3 separate regions of the Homo sapiens genome follow, and regions 1 and 3 are each linked to region 2. Evidence: read pairs that join two places in POLR2A ChIA-PET (ENCODE). Cell type or tissue: GM12878. All regions are shown on one strand. Region 1 overlaps COL4A2 (collagen type IV alpha 2 chain). Region 2 overlaps MYO16 (myosin XVI). Region 3 overlaps MYO16 (myosin XVI).

Evidence for each region. Peaks named below come from ENCODE experiments on the same cell type or tissue, not always from the same donor. Only the 100,000 strongest peaks of a DNase experiment are listed, where the experiment ranks them.
Region 1: POLR2A ChIA-PET joins it to region 2 with 8 read pairs; 1 of 35 experiments calls an interaction of 5 or more read pairs at or near these places.
Region 3: POLR2A ChIA-PET joins it to region 2 with 5 read pairs; 2 of 35 experiments call an interaction of 5 or more read pairs at or near these places.

What each region holds. Positions count from the first base shown.
Region 1 is chr13:110,358,013-110,362,012 of GRCh38, forward strand. All of the region lies in intron 4 of COL4A2 (collagen type IV alpha 2 chain), which reads left to right. Among named protein-coding and RNA genes, the nearest start is that of MIR8073, 19 kb to the left of the region's middle. RefSeq lists enhancers at 2,347-2,847, 2,848-3,348. In GM12878, no CTCF peak of the experiment used is centred here; a DNase peak (open chromatin) is centred at 1,888.
Region 2 is chr13:108,631,414-108,635,413 of GRCh38, forward strand. The region is part of intron 1 of MYO16 (myosin XVI); the gene reads left to right. Among named protein-coding and RNA genes, the nearest start is that of MYO16, 3.8 kb to the left of the region's middle. In GM12878, no CTCF peak of the experiment used is centred here; a DNase peak (open chromatin) is centred at 1,554.
Region 3 is chr13:108,681,212-108,685,211 of GRCh38, forward strand. The region is part of intron 2 of MYO16 (myosin XVI); the gene reads left to right. Among named protein-coding and RNA genes, the nearest start is that of MYO16, 54 kb to the left of the region's middle. In GM12878, no CTCF peak of the experiment used is centred here; no DNase peak of the experiment used is centred here.

The DNA.
Region 1 (4,000 bases), 1.7 Mb after region 2:
AATATTTTTCTTTCTTCAGTAATAAATTAACCTTAGTTTACTATAACTTTTTTACTTTATAAACTGTTAAACTTTTTAAACTTTTTGACTGTTTTTGCAATAACACTTAGCTTAAAACACACATTGTACAGCTGTACAAACATATTTTCTTTTTCTACGTTTTTATTCGATGTTTTTTTCTATTAAAAAAATTTTTTTTTACTTTTTAAACTTTTTTGTTAAAAACAAAGAAACAAACAGACATGGGAGCCTGGGCCTACACGGGCTCAGGATAATCAATATCACTGTCTTTCACCTCCACATCTTGTCCCACCAGAAGGTCTTCGGGGCAATAACACGCATGGAGCCGTCATCCCCTCTGGGAACAATGCCTGCTTCTGGATTCTTCCTGAAGCACCTGCCTGAGGCTATTTTACAGTTAACATATGTACACATATAAATAGGAGTACACTCCAAAATAACAATAAAAAGTAGAGTATAGTAAATGCAGAAAACAGTGACGCAGTTGCTTGTCACCAAGTGTCATACACTGCATGTAACTGCATGTCCACACTTTGATGCAACCAGCAACACAGCAGGTTTGTCCCCACCAGCACCACCACAAACATGTGGGTTATGCGCTGGGCAGATCCGGTGTCATCTTAGGGCACCACTATCTTCAGTGCAGTCTGTTGTTGACCAAAAAGTCATGATGCGGTGCCTGATTGTACTTCCATTTGAAATGAGAGTGTCTTAAATTTTCTGAGTAAGTCATTGCATACTTTGCTAAGAAATTTAATCAATTGTATTCTGTTCCACTAGAACAAACAATAATATAATGCAAAATTGGGTCAATGTATACCACTTTCCTACAAAATTGAGAGCAATTTTAATTTTCATAAGCATCTTTTCTTTCATTCATTGTTCATTATAAGTACGTACGTGTGTTTGCATGTGTGTATATATGTGCATATATAAAGCAATGATGTTTTATAGTTATAATAAGCAGAAATGTCATAAAAATATTCTGTAAAGAAAAAAGTAGTTGCATTTATACTGCAATATAGTTATACAAACTAGGGAGCACTGGCAGTTGTATCATTGCTAACAATTCTCACTTTGAAAATATTTACTCCCTGAATGTCTTTGATGTGGTCCGTCTGATAGATAAGTAAGAGGAAAAAAGGGTACCCCAAATCATCACCATTACATCTGGCAGAATTTGAAATATTGCCCTGATATTGGATTTAATATGTTCAATCAAAGTGATTGATCTCTGATTCTGTTGCCTTTAAAACTGATATCTTTAAAACTGAGTCTTGGTGTTACTTGGTTTAAAAGTATTATTTATATGTGCACCTTTAAGTCCATCTTGCATGTGTGAAGGTGTGGGGAGTAGTATTTTGTTTTATGACACAGCCTCCTTGCCTTTATTCCCTGGACTCATGTATCTACCCTAGGACACATGCTTGTCTACACCTTCGTTTGGCAAATGCCAGGTTGTCAAGGCAACTGGAAACTCTTCCCTGAATTGCCCTGATGTTGTTGGAATCAGAAATTATAACAGCCCTTGGGTGTCCAAATGAGTTTCCCCAAGTTGAATCCTGAAGTCAGTTTCTACCGTAGCCATTTCCCATCCCTACCTGCCAGGAAGAACGACCCTCTGCTGGAGCTTGGCCTCCAGGGCTGAGGTGCGATGCCGCTGCCTCCTCTCCTGTGTCCCCTCCACAAAATCAAATGGGCACAGTTCGTGATAGGGAACCTCTTTATAAATACTGTCTTCCTATTTCCTGACCTGTGACTGATCATTATTTCACTGTCAAAAATCACAACTGAGGAGGCTTCCTGCCCCTTTGATCAAAGCTCCCATCTCTCCACCTGCTGCATTCATCATTAGTTGCACTTCTCAAAACAGTTATTTTTGTTTCGGTTAAGCATTCCTCTGCCTGCTGTGGGGACTTTATGGTTTAGAAATTGCTGGTTGAAGATCATTTATCAGCACTTAACAAGGCTAAATAATTTTTAAGTTTATGGAAGCCATTTCACAAGATGTAAAATTCCCCTGGGTCTCATGCTATGGATTTTCCCAACGACACTTCTGTGGCAGTGATGAGAATGCCTGACTGCAGACTCTCCACCCCGCAGCCCTTGACTGGCTCAGCCTTATATGGGCATGGATAGAATTGGTGGTATACACATATCTGTGAGACTAGCTGTGTGGGACGGAGTTCGTGTCTAGAGCGACTCTGCATTCTTCTCCATGTCATCAGATAAACAGAACCCAAACAAACTGAGTAGAGGTGACCGGATCTGTTCTTTTCACTTTCTATGATTATTTAATGCAGAATCAACATAGTAACATTTTCCATAATGCCTTTAGGAGAATTTGATTCTTCAGTAAACATAGCTAGTTCAGATTATTTCAGTATATAATGGCATCTGCATAGCAGTGTACTGTTACACGATGCCAGAGGTCTTTTCAGTGAGGTTATTAGGAGGGGATTTCTAAGGATCCCCAAGACTCTGTGATTTCACGAATTCACAGCACAGGCATTGAGACCTTTTTATTTCCCAGCGTCCCTAGTGAAGGAAACACCTTGAGTCTCTTTCTATACTTTGCCAAGTAAAATGAAAAATCGACACCTTCTGGTTAATCTGATTAACTTGAGTAATCCAAAACTCCGTGTGGGCTTGGCTGTCCTCTAGTTATCCAGACGGGTTATCAACACTGATCCAATTAAGCTGTGATTGGCAGCTGTCTGAAGGGTTGTACAAAAGACAGAGGCAAACGATACCCGCCCCCCACCCCGGGGCCTGGACTGTGGGATCCACTGTGCACGCGCAGCACTCATGTGGCCTGAAATCTGGCTGTACCTGTACCTCTGGGTGCTGCGTGATGCTTGACACTGTCATTTCACCTGGGCCGAGGCCCGTGCTGCCAAGGGACCACACAGCCAGTCACTGGAGTGTGTTAACAATCAGCACACAGGGCTGCTCTGTTAATTCAGGTGAGACCCTGAACATTCACTGATAAAGTGATAGAAATAGCTGATGATAAAAGGTAAGAAAGAGATCAGTGATGCCATTTACCATTTTCTTATTCCTGGAGATATTCTTCTGTGTGTTACAGGAGACAATTACTCTCAGGACTGCTGCATCTACTGTATTAAAACATTTTTAAGATAGAGCATCTGTTTCAATACTACAAATCCGGTGCATGTGGCTTAACTATTTATTAATTAACAGATTTTCCCAAATGTGCTCTTGCAGAAGCATTGCTCTGTCTGCCCTACTTTTGGACTGATAGTATTTTTTTAAAGTAAGATAATACATAAAAATAGCAGCTGGACAGAGCTTGCTGTCGAAAGGGCTGTGTGCATAGTTTGTTCTTTCCCACAGCTTCCCCTGGGGTGGCTCCCGTCTCTCTTCCCTGTGGTGCTACTGTAACAGCCCTGGAAATGCCTGGCTGCAGACTCGCCACACCCCAGCACTTGGCTAGCTCAGCCTTTTATGGGCATGGTACCCCAGTTCATCTGTGCGTCACCATGGTGACAGCCAACATCGGAAGTTGTACGTCACTGGATAACTTTTGGACACGAAGCAGAAATCACAAGCATACTATGGATTCCAGTTCCAAATGGATTCTCATGTGACCAGTGAATGAGCTTTGGGTCAATTTGCAGAGCTTTGTTCATCCTTGGGCGGTGAGTGGTAGACTCTCCCAGCAGGGAGAGAATTGCTTCACCCAGACAGAACCACCCAGTCCCATAGATAATTCCAGCAAGCCACAGAGTTGAGGCCTGAAGAGGCAAGGCAGGAGCTGTGTACCGGCTGCTTGGCACTGCCCACTTCCCCTCCCTGGGCAGAGCTGGGAGGAGCTGAGCCAGGAGCCAGCCCATGTCCTGTAGTTCACGTACGAGCACACTGACTTCAGGAGGGAAATGGCCTCTGCAAATCTCACACCCAGATTGTGGCAGAGTCCAAAACAAAACTCAAGTCTGGGGACTTAGACAAATTCTTT
Region 2 (4,000 bases):
TTGATTGTAGAATTTCGGAAAATTGTAGACATTTCAGAAAATTGGTGATGTCAATTGGAGCCTGTGAGATATTTCTTTTAGCATGCTAGTATAAGAGATGAAATCTAAAATTAATGAATTTAAACATTCCTGATGCATTTCTGAAAGTAATTAGCAACTACTTACTAAAGATCTGACTGCTTTCTAAGCTTTGAGTGTGACAGTCTATAAAATGGAAAGGAAGCATGAATATTATGAAATGCTAACTTTACTGGAGAAATGGTGCGATGTGTTAAGGAGTTCAGAAATTATACTGCATTCTGTGCTGAACTAGTGAAGGGTGTTTTATGAAAAAAATGCATCTTGAGCTATATCTTGGAAGGATGAACAAAATATAGAAGAAGGCCGGGCGTGATGGCTCACGCTTGTAATCCCAGAACATTGGGAGGCCAAAGCAGGCGGATCACCTGAGGTCAGGAGTTTAAGACCAGTCTGGCCAACATAGTGAAACCCTGTCTCTACTAAAAATACAAAATTTTGCTGGGTGTGGTGGTGGGAGCCTGTAATCCCAGCTACTTGGGAGGTTGAGGCAGGAGAATTGCTTGAACCCGGGAGGCGGAGCTTGCGGTGAGCTGAGATCGCGCCATTGCACTCCAGCCTGGGTGACAAGAGCAAAACCCCAACTCAAAAAAAAAAAAAAAAAAAAAGAGTGAATGCCCTCATGGTATCCTAAGGGTTTATTGATAAGGATCATAATTCATGGTTTAATGGTTGTTCCTGATGCGTAAGATTTTCCCAAATTGTTGTCTCCCATATTGGGCTGATCTGCTGGCGAGGTTCATCGGCCTTCGTCACACTCCATTCCTTCTTCGCCTGTCCTGCATTTCTACCACATATCTGTCTTTCATTCTGAGCCAGATTTATCACCATAGCACGTTCACTTTCAAGCCAGACAGCAATGCAGGAAGTGGATGAATTCCAGGGCAGGAGCAGGACCTTCTGAAATGTGCAACATTAGCATCCCATGTGCTCCTAGTGAATCACAGGAAGCCTTCAGGTGGGATGCTGGGTGACCAATAGCTAATGCTCGCAAGGAACTGTTAGTCACCTGGGAAAATACTCATCATCTAAGGTGAAAAAATTATACGCTTCAAGGTCGAAACTTAATCTAACAGTTGTTATCTCCAGTTTATGATAATATCTGTTACTTTGTAAAACATTTTTACTTTATTTTAGAGAAGGGTTAAAAACTAGAGTGTAAAAATTTACTGTGGAAGCAGGATATAGCAGGAAAGTGTAGGAACACCACAGCAAAAAGTGTGGCCATTTCATGTATCTTGGTAGCTGAGAAGTAGCTTTAGACAGATCTGCAGTGAGAGCCAGTCTCAGAGCCCCATGCCTGTTGAGAGGTAACACATGAACATGACCAGGCCCCAGCTGAGGCGCAAGCAGAAATGAGAAATGGAACTCAAGGGAGTCATGGGCTCACAGAACTTTAAGGCCATGTGAGACTTGAAACTACTTTTGTTTTAATGAACTGAAGCGGAGGCTTGAGGTCTACCTGTGGAGTTCCCTTCACGTGCCTCTGGGGGTGAAGCATTGCAATAACTACACCTGACCTATTTCTCTCCTGGTTCAGCTCTTCTCTAAGCATACGGGTTTGGGGCAGCATTGTTTGCAGCAGGAGGAAGGTTAAAGTTATTTAAAATGAATATTCTCCAGAGCTGAGAATTCATTTACAACACCTAAGAACGAATTGTATCAGAAAATCTGTTACTTTATATGTTGTATTAGTCAGGGCTTTCTTGAGGGGCAGAACTAATAAGATAGATGTATATATAAAGGGGAGTTTATTAAGGAGAATTAACTCACACAATCACAAGGTGAGGTCCCACAATAGGCCATCTGCAAGCTAAGGAGCAAGGAAGCCAGTCAGAGTCCCAAAATATCAAAAGTAGGAAAGCTGACAGTGCAGCCTTTAGTCTGTGGTCAAAGGTCCAAGAGTCCAAAAGCGGAAGAACTTGGAGTCTGATGTTCAAGGGCAGGAAGCATCCAGCATGAGAGAAAGATGTAGGCTGGAAGACTCAGCCAGCCTGGTTCTTCCATGTTCCTCTGCCTGCTTTTATCCTAGCTGCACTGGCAGCTGATCAGATGGTGTCCATCCAGATCGAGGGTGGGTCTGCCTCTCCCAGTCCACTGACTTGAATGTTAATCTCCTTTGACATCACCCTTGCAGACACACCCAGGAACAATACTTTGCATCCTTCAATCCAACCAAGTTGACACTGAGTATTAATGATCACACATATTAAACATGTTTTATGATACCAAGGTTAAAACCCATTTTTTTCCTCAAGCCACTCATGCTGATGAACACCACCTCCAGTAAAATGCTTTCCTCACTTTTCTAGCTATCGCACACACTGTTCGCTCATTCAAGAACTTTCACTGCAGTGTTTCTGCAATGCACTAACACACCCAGAAGCTGCTCCCTCCATGTCCTCACTCTCCCATATCCTGCTCTCCGCCTGGTCCAGCGCCCATAGTCCATTGCTGAAGCCACTTCACTCCTTGCCCTCACCTCCCTCTGTTCCACTCGAGTGACGAATACCTACCCAAGGTGGAACCCCCCTTTCCAGCATGTCTGTCCTTGCCCCAGAGGAGCTGGATGACCCTTGAAGGAGGACATCAGAGCAAAAGCAGACTGATTTCATTTAACATCATGATCAAACATCTCACCCAGGCAGGCAGCACTCTCCTGTACCCTCGTCTTGTTTCTACGGTAGGCACGACTGCTCATGCCTAGAGACCCCTTCTTCTAACTCCAATCTCCCAGGCTGAGGAGTTACAAACCTACCCTCCCACCATTAAATCTGCAGAGTGTCTGCGCATGTATTCCTCTTTGCCCACTTCTCACCTGCAGTCCTGAATTTCCTCCTGTGTGTCCAAGGCCAGTGCGCTTGCAATTCTGTCTCCTTCTGCCTCCTGCAAGCTTGCATTTCCCTTCAGCTCTCCCCTTTCTCTCCTGCATCAGCTTCCAACAGAGTGAATATGTGGCCAATCCATCCATCTTCCAATTAAGCAAAAGTCCCCCCTTGTTCTCTCTTCCCTCGGGCCACCACCCCATTTCCTTGTTTGCAGGTCATACCTTGAAACGATTGCCCATGCCCGTGGCCTTCGACCCTCACCTCCTTGTCTCCTCTTCCATGACTGCATCCCGCTGCTTTCCTTTACCACTCAGTGGAATCCACTTTACTTAAACCACCTTTATGTGGCAAAATCCAATGGACACTAGACCTGCCTCATGTTCCTTAATTTCTGATGTGATTACCACGTCTTCTTCTGCAGCTCTTGGGGGTTTTCTCCTAATTCACTAGCAGCTTTTCCTCCACCCCAGTTGCTGGCTTTCTCTTCTTCTTCGGGCGTGGCCCTAACTTTCTTTTGACAACCTCATCCATTCTCATGGCTTTAAGCATCATCTATATTTTCCCACATATGAACCTTTAGCCCAGATGTCCCCTTAGGCAGCCCTCCCTTCTGTCTCTTAACAACATGGACATCTTTTCTGGCAAATTATATATCTAGGCATTGTTTCTTGATAGCTAAGTAGTGTAATAGTCTATAGCATTTATTAAACCATCTATTTATTAAACTCTTCTTTTTTGACAGGCATTAAGACATTCTGTTTAAGTATTTTGGCTTATAGGAATATTGATTCACAAGAGCAGTAACATTGAATCAAATGGTATGTGTAGTTTAAGGTTTTGTAGAAACTGCTAGATTTCTTTCAGTGAGGAGTAGCACTTCAGATTACCACAACCAGCAATCAAAGGACTCGCATCACTGCACCTCAGCCAACCCGGAAACGTGCCTTCCTCCCAAAAGGATGTCAACTCCATCGTCGAAATATGGTTTCCTGTGGGGCTCTCCATTTTATATAATAAATAGTTAAGGGTGTTCCACCACTTTTAACTAGTCAAATTTCTTCATATGTGTTTTCATTATTTACACTGGGTTTTTA
Region 3 (4,000 bases), 50 kb after region 2:
GAAACTTCAGTCTGAAATCTAATAGTTATATTTGATATTCTCTGTATAAACTGACCATGGGTCTTTCACGTCTCCCTTCCAGACTCCACTAAGGAGTTTCAGTAAAAGGCTTTGCTCTTCACCCTGCATGTGACTCGGTGCCTAAAGTGATGCTTGTAACTTTTACATCATCCTTCTCCATTGCCTACTATTCATTTCCAATGTTGTTTCAGCTCTCATTCATTCATTTGTTTGCCAAATATGTTTTCTGTGGCATATATGTGCCCAGAATTGTGTTCTGTGTGGGAGGTTGTACTGAGCCAAGGCAGGTGAGGTTCTTGATTCGTGGAGCTTATGGTCCAGAATAAATACCCGTCCCATTGGTCTTGTTTTTCTCATCTTCCTCATCTTTCTTTTTTTTTCCATCAAGAAGGTGAACATGTGCTCCTTGTTATTACTCTGCTAGTAGTGCTGTTCCACAGCTATGGGGGTGGGGGTGGTAAATAAAGAGAGAGAGAGCCAGAGTTTTGTTTCTCTCCTAAGAGATTTCTAAAGCCATCCATGTTTCTCTTTTATGTTTCTCTCTAAGTCTTGAATGGAATGTAGAAATGTAGTTAGGCATTTGACTTCAGAGACTCTTTATCCGTATAACTACATTGCTATTCATGGTCCTCCACAATCTCATTATTCCAATATGACTTTCCATTTCTCTATGTTATACTCCATAAACAATGGTGCCCCAAGACCGTTCCCAGGACAGCGGCATCCTCCTCATCTGAGAACTTGTTAGAAATGTAAATGATCAGGCCCCATCACAGACCTGCTAAATCAGAAACTGGAGGGTGGGGCCAGGAATCTGTTTCAGTAACCCCCACCACGCTCCAATTTGAGTTAGATTCTAGTGGTTTTCAACTTCACATATTTGCTAAATTACTCTTGGATACCACTGATATTATCCGTTCAGGGGATAGACATGCTAAACATTGTGCAGTCTATGGCACAGTGCTAAACAGAAAAATGCCTGTCCCATTCCAAATGCCTCAATCATCTCTGTTGAGAAACATGATGAATATGATCTAATAGGGACCTTGCCGTTCCTTGAATACAGTGGTTCATTTTCTGCCTATTGTGAGCAGTGCAATGTCAGAGATAACAAGAGGCCCAGGTTTGTGTCTTCCCACAATGTCAGGCTTTTACTGACGTTACTTCAATCACGGGCTGCATGGAATTCCCAGGGAGACAATTCTCGGTGGTGCTTCCCATTCACTTGTAGTCAGAGCCGCGGGCACACAGGCTCAAGCCACTCCACACATCAATCAAGATTGCAAACCATATATACTAGTATATGTAATCAATAGATAAATGCTATAGATTAAATATTCCACAACAAACAAAGTGACATTTAACATCAAGGGGAAAGAAAAAGGGTTAAGGAACCAGTCCAGGGAGAGAGATGTAGACAAAAAGAATATCCTGGTCTGGCCTGGGCAGACCATGAGTCGTGCATGGAAGGGTCAGTGATGTGGGCAGAGCCTTCGGTGGTAGATTCTGGGTGCTTATCACAAGGGACAGTAAGATAGTGTCTGTTAAGAGGCCGTTTCGAGCTGCTGAAGTCTTGCTCTTTTTATGGGCAAGAGTCCCCTGGTTAGGACTGATAGTGGAAGAATGTGCTTGGTCATGTCTTTATCTGGCTGGATGCATCTTTATTGATCAGGCAAAATATCTGATCCCTGCTGGCAACGTGCCTTATGAAATGTAAGATAGAGTCTTTTTCTAAGATGGAGCCACTAATGTCAAGGGTGCTGTATAAATGGCCTCTGTGTGTTTCCTCTTTCTGTTTCTCATCCTTACCCCCATCTCAAAATATCTAAATTCTATTCATCTTAATGCCTGAATTAAATAGTATCTCCTTCAGAAATCTCCCCTGGTTTCCTCAGCTGAAGGAGTTGTATTTCTCTTCTGTACGCCTACAGGCATTTTATCTGTGGATCTATAATTCACTTATTTATACAATTATGATTCAATTCTCGATATAAGTGCCTTATCCTTCCCACTTTAAGCAACTCAGATGTGAGATTATGTCCTCAATCATTTACAATCCCAAGCAGAGTTGCTGGCTTGTGACAGGCTCACAGGAGAAGCTTCCCTTTCCTTCCTTCCTCCTGTTCTATAGTAGCCTTTGACGACAGACAGTAAGAATTACTGATTAATTTAGCAATTTGCCAAAAAAAAGAAAGAAAGAAAGAAAAATACCCAAACCTTATAGTCCATGACCTAACTCTCATGGGAAGCATTTACAAGCGGGAAATCTGTGTCTGATAAATGAGCTGCTTTATGCAGAATTGGTGTGTTATCTGAGAAGCTCTAACTGGGCTAAGCACTGCCGCGTGATTGTGGAAGCCATTTTTGAATACCCTGGGACAACATAGATTTGACAACTGCCTCTGTTTCCTTCTCAATTGAAAATTATTCTATAAAGAAAAAGAATTACCTTCTTGTTCTAATAAAAATAAAGATCACAAACACAATTTTACATCCCATTTGAATTGTAGAAAGATAAGGTTTAGCATTAAGCCTGAGAATCTGGGGCCCTGGTGTGTGTCCCCTGAACTTCTTTTTTGAGTGGGACAGATGATAGGAAGAAACATGCTTTATGCCTCTGGCGATTCTGAAGGAGTAAGATGTGTTGCCTTCTTTTCGTTTTTAGAAACAGTCTCGCTCTGTCGCCAGGCTGGAGTGCAGTGGCGCGATCTCGGCTCACAGCAACCTCCGCCTCCCGGGTTTAAGTGATTATCCTACCTCAGCCTCCTGAGTAGCTGGGATTACAGACATGTGCCACCACACCCAGATAATTTTTGTATTTTTAGTAGAGACGGGGTTTCACCATGTTGGCCAAGATGGCCTCGATCTCCTGACCTCGTGATCCGCCCGCCTCGGCCTCCCGAAGTGCTGGGATTACAGGCGTGAGCCACCGCGCCTAGTCAGATGTGTTGCCTTCTTAGATGCCACAGGAGGGGTGTGCAGGCTGGATTCCAAGCAGGGGCAACCCCTAGGGCATTCTCTTTTCATCTTATGAGATTGTTTCAAGCATGAAAGGTGTGTTTTGGCTTGTGTCTCCTTTTAGCAAGCCTGGGTTAGTTTGGATCCACTGAGAAGTGAACACAAAGAGGAGGTTAGATATACAAGAGATCTGTGAGGGCAACACCAGCAAGAGGAAAGGGGGTATGTGCTATTGTGATAGAACAAGATATATATCTCTTATTGTGTGTGTATATATCTGTATCTGTGTCTATTTGTGGATCTGTGGATCTGTATATATATTTGATCTCTGACCTTAGTTTCTGACACAGAGTTCCTATCTGAGGCAGAGCTCCTAATCCCTTGGAATTTCCTGGGTGATAGGGACATGTTTTGTTCTAATAAGGGAGCCCCTGGTGGCTTCTGGCTGGGGGTTGGTCACCCAGCCATGATTATGAGCTTGGAATTCTCAGCCCCAACCCCTAAACTTTGGAGGAGGAAGAGAAGTTGGATGTTGAGTTAATAAGCGAACATGCCTATGTAACGAAGACTCCATAAAAACCTCTGAACTATGGGGTTTAGAGAGTTCCCGGATTACTGAACACACTGGGGAGCTGTGAGGGCCGCCTGGTGAGCCTGGAAGCTCCATGCCTGGCCCCAGACCCGCCTTATGTGCCTCTTTGCCAGCTGTTCATCACTCTGTGTTTTAGTACCCTTTATAGTAAATGGTAAACGTAAGTCAAGTGTTTCCCTGAGTTCTGGGAGTTGTCCTAACAAATTATTGAACCCAAGAAGAGGGTCATGGGAACCACCCCAATTTTTTTTTTTTTTTTGAGATAGAGTCTCGGTCTGTTGCCAGGCTGGAGTGCAGTGACACGATCTCGGCTCACTGCAACCTCCACCTTCCGGGTTCAAGCCATTCTCCTGCCTCAGCCTCCTGAGTAGCTGGGACTACAGGCGCATGCCACCATGCCCAGCTAATTTTTGTATTTTTAGTAGAGAT